3 separate regions of the Homo sapiens genome follow, and all the other regions are linked to region 2. Evidence: chromatin contacts called from ENCODE Hi-C or POLR2A ChIA-PET data. All regions are on one chromosome and are shown on one strand. Each heading gives the region's core, a stretch centred on a gene start or an enhancer-like site at or near the end of the contact. The rest is flanking DNA. Distances are from core to core; before and after follow the strand shown. Region 1 holds the start of GLP2R (glucagon like peptide 2 receptor). Region 2 holds the start of UBB (ubiquitin B). Region 3 holds the start of SCO1 (synthesis of cytochrome C oxidase 1).

Region 1 (4,785 bases), core at 578-3,077, 6.6 Mb before region 2:
TCTTGATGATGTGTTAGACACCTCCTGAATACCCCCCAGACAGAATCTGGAATCTATGTGCCTGGGCTAGACAGTGATACTGGGTTAATATCACTCCATCTATACTTTGCCGCTGGCCGAGTCTGGGCACCTGTGTCCTGTGCTCTCACTGGCCTGGTGGGGTGTCCAGTCTCAAGGGAAGAGGCCTTACTAAGTTCCATCGCTAGAGGGCAACCAGCCAATGGGTGGGGAAGTCGTGTGTGGCCCCCAACTTTCATCCCTTCAGAAATAAAGGATGTTTTTGAGAAAAAGTTGCAAGAGATGAGATGGAATATTCTTGCAAAGCAGGTATTTTCTTTAAAGACAGACCATTTTCCAGCATGCAACTTGGAAGATGATCTTTAATGAGCACTCACAGAACGGAGTTGCAGCCACATTCAATGACCAAAGTCCATCCCTTGGGTACTTTCTCCCTCTGGGTCACTCCATCCTGCTCTCTGCCATCCCAGAGAGATGACCACGTCAATTCCAGAGGTGACACCACTCTGAGTCCATTTCTAGGGTCTTTGTTCTAGTTGAGCTTTTCATTGTTAAGGTCTAAAATCTTGTCACATGGAGTTTTTAAGATTTTTAGGGATGTCTATTAAGAAAAGCATGGCTGCTTTTCCCAACTGTTCAGAATTCATTCAGTTGAAAAGTTACCCAGGATGAGTTCCTATGTTTGACTTGAAGAGGGAAGGAAAAAATAACACAAAAACAAAACCAAAAACGAAGTGAAAACATGTTCTTCTTGCCTCTTGCTGACTCACTGTTCCAACCAATCAAGACATCTTCCACCTGGGCCTCCAATTTGGGAGGCTGGGAGACATTGCAGGGACGCTGGGAGCTGGCCTGGGAGAGGTGGAGTAAGAAGTTCCAAGCAGAGCCTTTGGGAGGCATGGCGATGAGCCTGCTAAGAACTCACCGGAGAGGGCAGGGGCAGGACAGGGCACCCTCCCAAGTACCTGTGCTCAAGCAACTCTGGTCAGAAGACCTGCCTATCCGGTTCTGCTGTTTACTTGCTGTGTGGCTTTGGGCAAGCCATCCAACCTCTCTGAGCCTCAATGTTTCTCAGCTGTCAAATGGAGAATTCATCGTATCCTCATGGGGTTATTGTCAGGATGTGCGAAATAGGATGGTGGGTTAAAAGACGTTGTCAATGTGAGTTGTGGGGACAGCCTACTCCTGTGCTGGTTAGTAAGTGATGTATCATCAATTCCATAAAAGGGTCTGTCAGGTGGGCTGAGCCACATGTGCTTAGAACAAGTGGGCATTCAAGATGAGTGAATGTTGCACTTTTCAACACACTGTTTTGCTATTGTGTAGGCATAACCTACGCCGCTGATTGGGTTTTTGCTTCATGGCCTGGGCTGGGAGCTGTTCTCTCCTGAGCTGAGCAACCACCTCTCCTGCAGTCTCTGCATAAACAGGACCCAGAGGAGATTTTGCCTTTGTGGTTAGCCTCAGCCCAGCCTGGACAAGCTTAATGCCTTAGAAAGAAATACCCTGCCTCAAAAAGACACCTGCCTCTAAACTGGCTCGAGCCCCATCGCCTTCTGCCAGCCATTCCTCTGTAGCTCGAACCCCAGCCTGTCTCAGCCAGCTTCGTGCATTGAGCAGAACCTTCAGGGTGGAGCCCGCTGACCGCCTTGTTCTTTCTCCTCAGCCTGTCAAGGAAGTCCCAGAAAGCACAGCTGACTTAGGGAAGGTCTGGGAAAAATCTCCCTGCTTTTGGGGGGGCAGGGGCGGGGGATGAGCCAGGGCCGAGAAGGAACTCTGAAGACTCCGTAGATTGCTCTAGACCGCCTCAGACACTCTCGGCGCAGCGTGGAGAGGATTTGTGCAAACATTTCCTCTGTGGACCAAGAGGAATGCAAGAGGAGGCTGCCTGCGGTGCATCTTGGACGGCTAGAGAGATGTACCCCTACTTGTGAAGGTGCACGAGGAAGATGAAGCTGGGATCGAGCAGGGCAGGGCCTGGGAGAGGAAGCGCGGGACTCCTGCCTGGCGTCCACGAGCTGCCCATGGGCATCCCTGCCCCCTGGGGGACCAGTCCTCTCTCCTTCCACAGGAAGTGCTCTCTCTGGGCCCCTGGGAGGCCCTTCCTCACTCTGGTCCTGCTGGTTTCCATCAAGCAAGTAAGAGCAGTTCATTATTATTATTATTATCAGTTGTATTTCCTGATTTTTTTTTAAAGAAGCAATTTAGGCCTCATGTAAGCAATTTGGAAAAGAGAAAACAGTATTAAGAAAATAATGAGCCGCCATAATCCTAGCATTCAAAGGTAATCACTGTTCATATTTTGGCATATTGTCCTCAAACCTTTTCTCTATGCATTTGTTTTTTTTTACAACAGCTGATATTAGGAAGCATAAAACATGTTGTGTCCTGGTCCCCCCAACCAGCCCCGCATCATATTATAAGCATTTCCCCACGTCAATGTGAGTTCTGCAAATAGCATTTACAATTGCTGCACATATCCTTCTGTTTGTCTTCAGTATTCTCCCAGCTTTGAGTATTTAGGTTGAGCAAATCCATTTTTCTTTTTCCTTTCCTTTCCTTTCCCTTCTGTTTCCTTTTTCCTTTCATTACAAAAATGTTGAACGCTAATTGTTTTTTTAAAATACAATTCAAAGAAGTGAAATGCAAACTACAAATCACTCTACTTCCAACAGCTGCAGATCATCCTCATTCACATTTGGGGGCTTATACTTCCAGACATTTTTCTACCATTGTTTGCATACAGTTTTTTGTTTGTTTGTTTGTTTGTTTTTTGAGATGGGGTCTCGCTCTGTCGCCCAGGCTGAAGTGCAGTGGTGAGATCTTGGCTCACTGCAACCTCTGCCTCCCGGGTTCAAGTGATTTTCCTGCCTCAGCCTCCTGAGTAGCTGGGATTACAGGTACGTGCCACCACCCGGCTAATTTTTGTATTTTAGTAGAGATGGGGTTTCACCATGTTGGCCAGGCTGGTCTTGAACTCCTGACCTCAAGTGATCTACCCGCCTCGGCCTCCCAAAGTGCTGAGATTATAGGCATGAGCCACTGTACCAGGCCTACATACAGTTTTTTTTTTTAAACAAACACAGGCACATACTATAAATATTATTTTGTAATCTGCTTTCTTCATAACAAAATACACTAATAACACAGCTGACATCACTATGGAGCACTTGCTCTGCACTGGGTTGAGTGCCAGGTGCCCCCGTTCCTCATATTTTCTCCTTCTGTGTTCTCAGCAACCCTATAGACTGAGGTTCTCTTGTTAATCCCCTTTTACAGATGAGTAAACTGAGTCTCGGAGAAGTTGAGCAACATTCGTCCATGTTAGTAAATGTAGATCCATGGTATAATATTTAAGGGCTTTAAGGGTTTATTGTAATGTCTTTAACTATCCTCTATCGTTGGGCATGCTGGTAGCTTGCTTTATTCTATCCAAGAAGATTAGACCTTCGTCCTCTTTCCAAGTTTCCATTTGGATACTGGGCTATGGGCAGTATAAAAGGATGATGGGAAGGAACCCCAGTTCCACTTGTCTGAATAACGAAAGTAGCTTAAGGAATGGCTCAGACTGGGCACGGTAGCTCACGCCTGTAACCCCAACACTTTGGGAGGCTGAGGTGGGCAGATCACAAGGTCAGGAGTTCAAGTCCGGCCTGGCCAACGTGGTGAAACCCCGTCTGTACTAAAAAATACAAAAATTATCTGGGCATGGTGGTGTGTGCCTGTAATGCCAGTTGCTCAGGAGGCTGAGGCAGGAGAATTGCTTGAACCTGGAGGTGGAGGTTGCAGTGAGCCAAGATCACGCCATTGCACTCCAGTCTGGGCAGTAGAGTGAGGATCTGTCTCAAAAAAAAAAAAAAAAAAAAGGAATGGCTGTCTTCCTCCTTCGTTCCATGGGCAGGGTGAGTCCCTGTTCATGGTCTTGGAATTCTAAACCCCTCCAATCCCCATGTAGGGCAGGCTGTGGTACCAGGTCTCATGAGGGTTCACCTCAGGCTTTCTTTGTTGCAAGCCTGGGGCTAGACAGGCAGATAACCCCTGCCAGATTTCCTACATCCAGGTTCCCCTAGAGGCTGCCTTCAGGCCCTCATGGATTGTAAATGTGAGCCCAATCAATGGTTTCATGGAATTCTTGCCATCTTGGCAGCCTCTCCCCCAGTGACCAGAACATCCTTCAGGAAGGTGGCCCTGGCCTGCCTCTGGTCCCAGGACTTCAATGTGTTAGTGGTGGGACCATTTGGTGGGAGGGTTGGTTCAGAACATTCATCCTTGCTTCCATTCTCTGGATATCTCATATCAACACTGAGTGAGTGTATCCAGCTTATCATGTAGTTTTGTTCACAAATGTGGATTGCTGACCACATGCCAAGCCCTGAGACAGCGCTCAGGATATTATCATAAAATGCTTCCTCACACATCATCTTACTTAATCCTCAACACAAGCCTCTGAGAAGAGTGTTATTACTGAGCCCCTTTTACAGATGGGCAAATTAAGCTTCAGAGGAGTTAAATGGTTGCGTTCGATGCTGTAGCTCCTGAGCACTGTAGCCGTTGTGCCTACCCGGGGTGTTTGAAGCCCTGTGTTTTTTCTTCCGGAGTGCTCTTGGGAGTTGCTGATGTATGAATATTTATGTTACAACAGCGGAATCTGCAGAGCCTCGGGCCGGCTTACCAGGCTGAGAAAGCCACACCTTGACCCTTTCAGTCTGGTATTTTTATAATCAATAACATGTCTGCTGGCAGTGTCTGCTTCCACTCTCTGCCACC
Region 2 (4,533 bases), core at 1,107-3,606:
TCATGTTTACTTCCACCCCACCCCCGTGACTGTGCCAGGCACCAGGATCCAAACACATCTGCCTTACTCACCTTCCTTGGGTTATCTCCTTGCAGGACGAGTGGCCACACCCAGGGTGTAGGGAAACCCGTTGCTTGGTCCTAGCTGGTTAACCTCACCCTTGCACAACAAGCACGTCAATGGGAGCAGGATCAGCTACTTTCTTGTAGGTGAATTCCCGTTTTTGAAGTGGGGTTTCGGCTCCCTAATCTGCACTTTTTTTTTTCCTACCAGTTTGGAGAAACAGCTGGGAAGAACTGGATTTGCAGGTATTGCTGGAGCCAGAGCGAAGCCCGGCCACTGTCACCATGGGCTCCAGCCTCGCCTCTCTGGGCCTGGTGGTGAGCGGCTTCAGCAACAGGTTTCCGGTCCCCGCAGAGGGTCCCACTCTGAACTCCCGATTTACAGACTGTTCTCGGGCCGTGATGAGGATTAAGACAATGCAACTAAGAGCACTCTGACTACAGAAGCATGATTTAAAGCTCCACAACCCTGCAATAACCACGAAGAAAAATAAAAAGCGGCTAGTCCGCCAGGCACGGTGGTTCATGCCTGTAATCCTAGCACTTTGGGAGCCCGAGGCAGGCGGATCTCCTGAGCCCAAGAGTTCAGTAACAGCCTGGGTAACATAGCAAGACTCTGATCTAACAACAAAAAAAAATTAGACCAGGAACAGTGGCTCACATCTGTAATCCCAGCACTTTGGGAGGCCGAGGCAGGCAGATCACCTGAGGTCAGGAGTTCGAGACCAGCCTGACCAACGTGGTGAAACCCCATCTGTACTAAAAAATACAAAAATTAGCCAGGCATGGTGACACGCACCTGTAATCCCAGCTACTCAGGAAGCTGAGGCAGGAGAATCGCTTGAACCAGGGAGGTGGAGGTTGCAGTGAGCCACATCACGCCACTGGCCTTCAGCCTGGGTGACAGAGTGAGACTCCGTCTCAAAAAATAAATACAAAATTAAAAAGCCAGGCGTGGTCCACGGTCCCAGCCACTTGGGAGGCTGAGGTGGCAGGATAACTTGAGCCCTGGAGGTCAAGGCTGCAGTGAACGGTGATCACACCACTGCACACCAGCCTGGGGACACAGCCAGACTTTGTCACAAAAAAGCAAAAACAACTGGCCAGTGTATGAGGGGCTCGTGTTTTTTGTTTGTCTGTTTGTTGAGACAGAGTCTCACTCTGTCGCCAGACTGGAATGCAGTGGCACATTCTCGGCCCACTGCAATCTCTGCCTCCTAGGTTCAAGCAATTATCTGCCTCAGCCTCCCAAGTAGCTGGGATTACAGGCGCCCGCCACCACGCCCGGCTAATTTTTTTGTATTTTTAGTAGAGACGGGGTTTCACCACCTTGGCCAGGCTGGTCTTGAACCCCTGACCTCATGATCCACCCGCCTCGGCCTCCCAAAGTGCTGGGATTACAGGCGTGAGCCTCCGCGCCCGGCCAGGGGCGCGCGTTTTTAAAACATGGGAGAGGGAATTGTGCTTCACAATCACCATCAGGTGTCTCGATATCGGGTGCCACGCCGTCCCGCTTCTGAGGCGCGGCGGCCCACTTTGGCAGGCCGAGGCGGGTGGATTACCTGAGGTCAGGAGTTCGAGACCAGCCTGACAAACATGGTGAAACCCCCGTCTCTACTAAAAATACAAAAAATTAGCCGGACGTGGTGGCGCATGCCTGTAATCCCAGCTACTTGGGAGGCTGAGGCAGGAGAATCGCTTGAACCCGGGAGGCGGAGGTTGCGATGAGCCGAGATCGCGCCATTGCACTCCAGCCTGGGAAACAAGAGCGAAACTCCGTCTCAAGAAAAAAAAGGAAAGACCCCCCCTCCTTCTCCCGCCGGAAATACCCTCTTTCAGGACGGCGCGCCTGTGCGGCGCACGCGCGCTCAGTTACTTAGCAACCTCGGCGCTAAGCCACCCCAGGTGGAGCCCAGCAACAACAGAGCCACCGCGTCCCCCACCAATCAGCGCCGACCTCGCCTTCGCAGGCCTAACCAATCAGTGCCGGCGCTGCAAGGAAGTTTCCAGAGCTTTCGAGGAAGGTTTCTTCAACTCAAATTCATCCGCCTGATAATTTTCTTATATTTTCCTAAAGAAGGAAGAGAAGCGCATAGAGGAGAAGGGAAATAATTTTTTAGGAGCCTTTCTTACGGCTATGAGGAATTTGGGGCTCAGTTGAAAAGCCTAAACTGCCTCTCGGGAGGTTGGGCGCGGCGAACTACTTTCAGCGGCGCACGGAGACGGCGTCTACGTGAGGGGTGATAAGTGACGCAACACTCGTTGCATAAATTTGCGCTCCGCCAGCCCGGAGCATTTAGGGGCGGTTGGCTTTGTTGGGTGAGCTTGTTTGTGTCCCTGTGGGTGGACGTGGTTGGTGATTGGCAGGATCCTGGTATCCGCTAACAGGTACTGGCCCGCAGCCGTAACGACCTTGGGGGGGTGTGAGAGGGGGGAATGGGTGAGGTCAAGGTGGAGGCTTCTTGGGGTTGGGTGGGCCGCTGAGGGGAGGGCGTGGGGGAGGGGAGGGCGAGGTGACGCGGCGCTGGGCCTTTCCGGGACAGTGGGCCTTGTTGACCTGAGGGGGGCGAGGGCGGTTGGCGCGCGCGCGCGTTGACGGAAACTAACGGACGCCTAACCGATCGGCGATTCTGTCGAGTTTACTTCGCGGGGAAGGCGGAAAAGAGGTAGTTTGTGTGGTTTCTGGAAGCCTTTACTTTGGAATCCCAGTGTGAGAAAGGTGCCCCTTCTTGTGTTTCAATGGGATTTTTATTTCGCGAGTCTTGTGGGTTTGGTTTTGTTTTCAGTTTGCCTAACACCGTGCTTAGGTTTGAGGCAGATTGGAGTTCGGTCGGGGGAGTTTGAATATCCGGAACAGTTAGTGGGGAAAGCTGTGGACGCTTGGTAAGAGAGCGCTCTGGATTTTCCGCTGTTGACGTTGAAACCTTGAATGACGAATTTCGTATTAAGTGACTTAGCCTTGTAAAATTGAGGGGAGGCTTGCGGAATATTAACGTATTTAAGGCATTTTGAAGGAATAGTTGCTAATTTTGAAGAATATTAGGTGTAAAAGCAAGAAATACAATGATCCTGAGGTGACACGCTTATGTTTTACTTTTAAACTAGGTCAAAATGCAGATCTTCGTGAAAACCCTTACCGGCAAGACCATCACCCTTGAGGTGGAGCCCAGTGACACCATCGAAAATGTGAAGGCCAAGATCCAGGATAAGGAAGGCATTCCCCCCGACCAGCAGAGGCTCATCTTTGCAGGCAAGCAGCTGGAAGATGGCCGTACTCTTTCTGACTACAACATCCAGAAGGAGTCGACCCTGCACCTGGTCCTGCGTCTGAGAGGTGGTATGCAGATCTTCGTGAAGACCCTGACCGGCAAGACCATCACCCTGGAAGTGGAGCCCAGTGACACCATCGAAAATGTGAAGGCCAAGATCCAGGATAAAGAAGGCATCCCTCCCGACCAGCAGAGGCTCATCTTTGCAGGCAAGCAGCTGGAAGATGGCCGCACTCTTTCTGACTACAACATCCAGAAGGAGTCGACCCTGCACCTGGTCCTGCGTCTGAGAGGTGGTATGCAGATCTTCGTGAAGACCCTGACCGGCAAGACCATCACTCTGGAGGTGGAGCCCAGTGACACCATCGAAAATGTGAAGGCCAAGATCCAAGATAAAGAAGGCATCCCCCCCGACCAGCAGAGGCTCATCTTTGCAGGCAAGCAGCTGGAAGATGGCCGCACTCTTTCTGACTACAACATCCAGAAAGAGTCGACCCTGCACCTGGTCCTGCGCCTGAGGGGTGGCTGTTAATTCTTCAGTCATGGCATTCGCAGTGCCCAGTGATGGCATTACTCTGCACTATAGCCATTTGCCCCAACTTAAGTTTAGAAATTACAAGTTTCAGTAATAGCTGAACCTGTTCAAAATGTTAATAAAGGTTTCGTTGCATGGTAGCATACTTGGTGTTTTGTCATGAAATTCTCTAGTGATGTGTGGGTACGCTTAAAACTGGTGAAAATGTTTAGGGATTTAATTTTGAGATTGGTAATGTGCTCAAAGTTAAGTCACTTGACTTTGGTATACACTTGGGTGGGCTGAGGGGCAAGAGCCTTCTTTGCTGTTTAAGTCATTACAAGTTAGGATCCTGGGTAAATGGCAAACTTTCTGAAGCTCGAATTTAAAGTCTGTTGGGAGGCCGAGGCAGGCGGATCACGAGGTCAAGATATGGAGACCACCCTGGCCAACATGGTGAAACCTTGTCTCTACTAAAAGAAAAAAATTAGCTGGGCGTCGTGTCGCCTGCCTGTAGTCCCAGCTATTCGGGAGGCTGAGGCAGGAGAATCACTTGAACCTGGGAGGCAGAGGTTGCAGTGAGCCGAGATCGTGCCACTGCACCCCAGCCTGGCGACAGAGCAAGACAACATCTCAAAAAGTTGGATATGCAGGCTTTTTAAAAGATGGTCTTGCTCTGTAGTCCAGA
Region 3 (4,464 bases), core at 1,205-3,704, 5.7 Mb before region 2:
TTTCAAGATGCTAATCCAGAGCAGTTCCTGGCATTTCCTGACCAGGCTCTTTTCACCTCCCCCTCATCCACAGAGGGCATGCAGTATCTACTCGCACTATGCTCCTTGCCTGATCTCTAGGAAGCCTTCTCAAATCTCAAGGCTGGGACTTGCTTTTGCTCTCACAACATGGTAAGCTTCCTTCTGGCCTGGCAGAATCGCATCTAGTAAAATACTTTACTTCTGTGTCTGTTTCCCTTCCGTGTGCACCTCAAAGGCTCGACTACATCTTACTCATCTTCGTACCCTCCAGATTTCATCTTGCCCAGTCAAATCTATCCACAGTATATCTTTTAACATTGTTATGCAGTGGTATCCTAGCTTGGATCCTGGAACAAATAAAAGACATTGATAGAAAAACAAGTGAAATCCAAATACAATCTGTAATTTAATAGTTGTGTGCCATTTAAAATTTCTTAGTCATGAAAAATGTGTCATGGTTATACAAGATGTTAATATTAGGGGAAGCTGGGTGAAAGGTATGTAGAACCTATGCTATCTTTGCAATTTTTTGGTAAATCTAAAGTTGTTTCAAAACAAAAAGCTAAAAAACAACAAAAAAGGTGCTAGTCCATAGCCAGGAAGACCTTTATACAGGGCTGAGCAGATGATAATCTACTTACTCTCTGCCTTTTCTTTCTTGACGTGCTTCATTCCAGCCAGTAAAGCTCCTCCAATAGCAAATGTGATTGCTAAAGACTTCCAGGAAACAGGCTACTGGGGCAGGGATTTCAAACATAAAAATTCTAGTAAGATGCAAACATTTAACCATACAAACTTATTAAAGTAGTTTTTAATATACATACACACAGGCCATGATGTTAAATGTGCAAAATGTTTCAGGGATGAGAAAATGCTCAAAGTTTCTGTGGATGCAGTTAGGTCTGGGATCTGAACTACAAAGGCATTCATCTCCAGGGGAAAGTTCCCTAAGTCAGTTCTCTTCATGTAAATAAAAAAAAAAAAAAAAAAAAAAAAAAGCTCAAGTACCACGATTGTTACTATGTGTGACCCTAGCTCCAGTAATGACTTTAAAACCAATTATGGCCGGGCGCGGTGGGTCACGCCTGTAATCCCAGCACTTTGGGAGGCGGAGGCGGGTGGATCACCTGAGGTCGGGAGTTTGAGACCAGCATGGCCAACATGGTGAAACCCCATCTCCACTGAAAATACAAAAATTAGCCGGGCGTGGTAGCGGACCCCTCTAAACCCAGCTACACGGGAGGCTGAGGCAGGAGAATCGCTTGAACCCGGGAGGCGGACGTTGCAGTGGGCCGAGATAGGGCCACTGCACTCCAGCCTGGGCAAAAGAGCAAAACTCCGTCTCAAAACAAAAACCAAAATCCAAAAACACACACACAAAAAACAATTATCTGCTTATGCTGATACTGAGATAAATAGACCAAACGAAATTTGGGAGGTTAACTTAACTCTGGCTTCCAGAAGTAACAATGCCAAAGTAGAAGAGGAATCTAAAAGTGGAGCTTCTTGCAAATTACACCCATTATTTCTTTGTACCCTTATTCAACTCCCCAAATGAAGATGATGTTGGCCAACTAGACTAGGCCTAACTCATTAACCTTCCCGTAGCTCCAAAAACCCACTTCTCTTACCACAGGGTAGTGGCTCTCAAGTTATTTCTGGGTCAGAATTAGAACTCGAGAGAACCCCAAGAAAAAGGCAGATCCACACATAACTAAGTTCCACTTTTTGTTTCAATTTCAACGTATACATGGAACTCTGGATGGGGCTCAAGTGACAAATTATAAAAGTCCTCTGACTTCTCAATCACGGTAAACTTTAGGTTCATACCCTTAAGAAAACCTGAAACTTAATTTTTTTTTTTTTTTTGATGGAAACGCTAACATAAAATCCAAGTCGGGGCATCCAGCCACGTGGAGAGGGTGTAAAGTCTCAAGTTCTCTGTGGAGAACTGGGACTACCCGCAAGGCACGGGAAATGTAGGATGAAATTCCATGACCCAGGTAAGGCGCGCAAGCTAAGGACAACTTTAGGGGAGGCGGAGTAGTGTCTGAGGTTACGACCAAGTGGGATGTGGCCGCTGGGCTGGCCGACAGCCGCGACGAGCACCAGAAGGGTTCCAGGTGTGCACTCACCCCGGGCTTCGAGGGGCGCGTGGAGTCTCCGGGGCCCTTCTGCGACCACGGGGGTGGCGGCCTCGCAGTGCTGAGGGGCCGGGTTCCCAGGCAATAGCCAGGGCGCCCCGAGGCACGCCACGCCTCCGCTTGCCGCGCGCAGAACTGCCTCAGCAAGACTCTCGCAGTCCCCTCGGCTGGGCCCCAAAACTCGAGTCCGCGAGGCAAGAAGCGCCAAAGTTGGCCACCCAGAGGCCGCATAACTCGTCCGGGTACTAGGACCAGCATCGCCATGAGCCTCGGAGACCGGGTCTCCTTTGACCCTCCCCGCGATTTCCGGTAGCGTTCCGCTTCCTCCGGAAGTCGGAAGGAGTCGCTCTGTCCGTCCCGCTCGTTGGTGGCGCTGTTACATAGCCCGTAGTCAGAGGCCTTTCAGCCCAGGGGCCGGCGCACGGTAGGTAGTTCCCTGCGGCTGGAGGCGGGTCTGGCGCGGGCTGGGCGGTGCTGCGGGGCCGCGGGACAGCGGAGCGCCGGGAAGGGGGCTGCCTTAGGGGTCCAGGTGCGCGGCTGGGCCGAGGCAAGGCGGCCCCAAGCGCTGGGGGCCCCCGCTTTGGTCGTGGGCTTCGGTGACCACAGCTAGCTCCTCGCGCCGGGGACACCCCCACCTCGGAAGAGAGAACACACTGCCTAGAGACCCACGGGACTGGGCAGCCCCCATAACCCTACCTTGTCTGGCCGACTTTGTCAACCTCGTCCTGCCGGCCAAGAGGAAGTGCCAGAATGTTGACTCCTTTACATCTTTGAAATAGAAACCGACCCATTGCGATTGAAATAGTCTTTAACTTAAAAAAAATTGCTAATTAGGATAATTTGAGTGGTTAGGGCGGTCTGGAAGAACTTTAAATGCCCAGCGCTTCTAGTTATTTAACATTATAATGTAACCTAATTAATAAAGCATAGCAGTGTGTAAAGAAATATAGACAGCATGATATCCCATCCGTTAACTTAGTCTTCCTGGGTCCCAGTTTCTTAAAATACTCTCACGGACTCCCTTGCTCCCTACAGTTTCGTTATTTGAAGTTTGTTATGGGTTCCTCATCTGGAACTGCTTATGTTCCTTGTTAATGAGGCCAAGAGCATTCGTAGGTTTTTCGTTCTTTGTGAAAGTCTAACTTCATTTCATCTGCCTTTATTTATATCTTAATATCCGCAATATTAACCACTCCCTCCCCGCCCCTACCTCGGTGGTTGCTTTACAAAATACAGAGAAATAAAAAAAGGAAAATCGTCCTCTAATTATCTTCCTTAACTACAGATCCCGCTCCTGTGTGGCTTTTTTTTCCCCCATGGGACCGACTCTGAGTAGGAGAAACTCGTGCTCTGATGATTGTTGGACCAGAGCATGGTTGGTTTGCTTGTTTTCTATGAGTTAGCCAAACTAGCCAACTGTTCTGTTCTCTAACCCAGTAACGGAACATAGTGTTACCTGTGTTTCTTGATTCGCGGTTGGACTAGAATTTTCAGAAATTTCTGCCAAAGTTCTTAAATGTTTGTTCAGCACTTCAAGTCGTTAATCAAACTATTTTTTTCTATCTTATAGTTGCCTGTGGGTAGGATTTTTGCTCTTTTATCTTTGTGTATTTGTTTGCCCAGGGATAATTTTTTCTTGTAATTGACAAAAAGACATAAAAGTACCTTGTGTAGTCAGGCAGATAGCATACAAAATTATTGTTCATCTCTGATTGCCCAATTGTAGGTTACCTGATCAGCCACCCAAATTAAGATTGAAGTCAGTGTTTCTACCTGATCTATTAAATTTTATTTGCTAAAGTGCTTCTTTTAGTAGCAACTTCTTCATATTAATTTTATAATATTAAATAAAATGCTATCATTGAAAACAGTTCTTGGGGCCAGATGTGGTGGCTCACGCCTGTAATCCCATCACTTTGGGAGGCTGAGGTGAGTGGGTCACTGGAGCCTAGGAGTTTGAAGCTGCAGTGAGCTGTGATCGGGCCACTGCCTTCCAGTCTGGGCAACAAAGCAAGACTCTGCCTCTAAAAAATAAATAAAATAAATATAAAATATAGTTCCTGGCTCAAAGTAGGTGTTTTATAACTGCATTTTGGATGAATTGCTAGTAACACCTGAGCCTGATGGCAAGGACCCATGAAACTTTAGTGCCAGAAGGCGCCTACAGTGTTATCCCTTATAGACCTTATCACTTTTATTACTGCTGTGAAACCACCAAAGTCACCAAATGAGGTTTATGTTTTGTTTTCCAAGTTAGATATTTTTCTTTTCTTTCTTTTTTTTTTTTTTTTTTTTTTGA

The links. A loop is a pair of places that touch in the nucleus more often than their neighbours do. ChIA-PET counts read pairs that join two places held with the same protein, here RNA polymerase II (POLR2A). Pooled maps may share reads with other maps.
Region 1: POLR2A ChIA-PET joins it to region 2 with 25 read pairs in IMR-90. The contact joins the promoter of GLP2R here to the promoter of UBB in region 2. POLR2A ChIA-PET finds 5 or more read pairs at or near these places in 2 of 52 experiments (H1 and IMR-90).
Region 3: a loop to region 2 is called in a pooled map, with 6 times the contacts of the local background. The contact joins the promoter of SCO1 here to the promoter of UBB in region 2. A Hi-C loop is called at or near these places in 2 of 50 pooled maps. POLR2A ChIA-PET finds 5 or more read pairs at or near these places in 2 of 52 experiments (GM10248 and endothelial cell of umbilical vein).

Annotation. Positions count from the first base shown.
Region 1 is chr17:9,824,097-9,828,881 of GRCh38, forward strand. It overlaps GLP2R (glucagon like peptide 2 receptor), which reads left to right and starts at 1,828. Exons shown (of 13, transcript NM_004246.3): 1 at 1,828-2,156. The coding sequence starts at 1,968.
Region 2 is chr17:16,378,735-16,383,267 of GRCh38, forward strand. UBB (ubiquitin B) reads left to right here and starts at 2,357. Exons shown (of 2, transcript NM_018955.4): 1 at 2,357-2,450; 2 at 3,168-4,006. The coding sequence starts at 3,174. The coding sequence ends at 3,863. It overlaps LOC124903937 (a long non-coding RNA gene), which reads right to left and starts at 612. Exons shown (of 2, transcript XR_007065643.1): 1 at 72-612. RefSeq lists an enhancer at 2,057-2,336.
Region 3 is chr17:10,695,079-10,699,542 of GRCh38, forward strand. It overlaps SCO1 (synthesis of cytochrome C oxidase 1), which reads right to left and starts at 2,455. Exons shown (of 6, transcript NM_004589.4): 1 at 2,157-2,455; 2 at 663-753. The coding sequence starts at 2,429. ADPRM (ADP-ribose/CDP-alcohol diphosphatase, manganese dependent) reads left to right here and starts at 2,516. Exons shown (of 4, transcript NM_020233.5): 1 at 2,516-2,589. RefSeq lists enhancers at 1,432-2,255, 2,256-3,080, 2,374-2,668, 2,384-2,433 and a silencer at 2,554-2,883.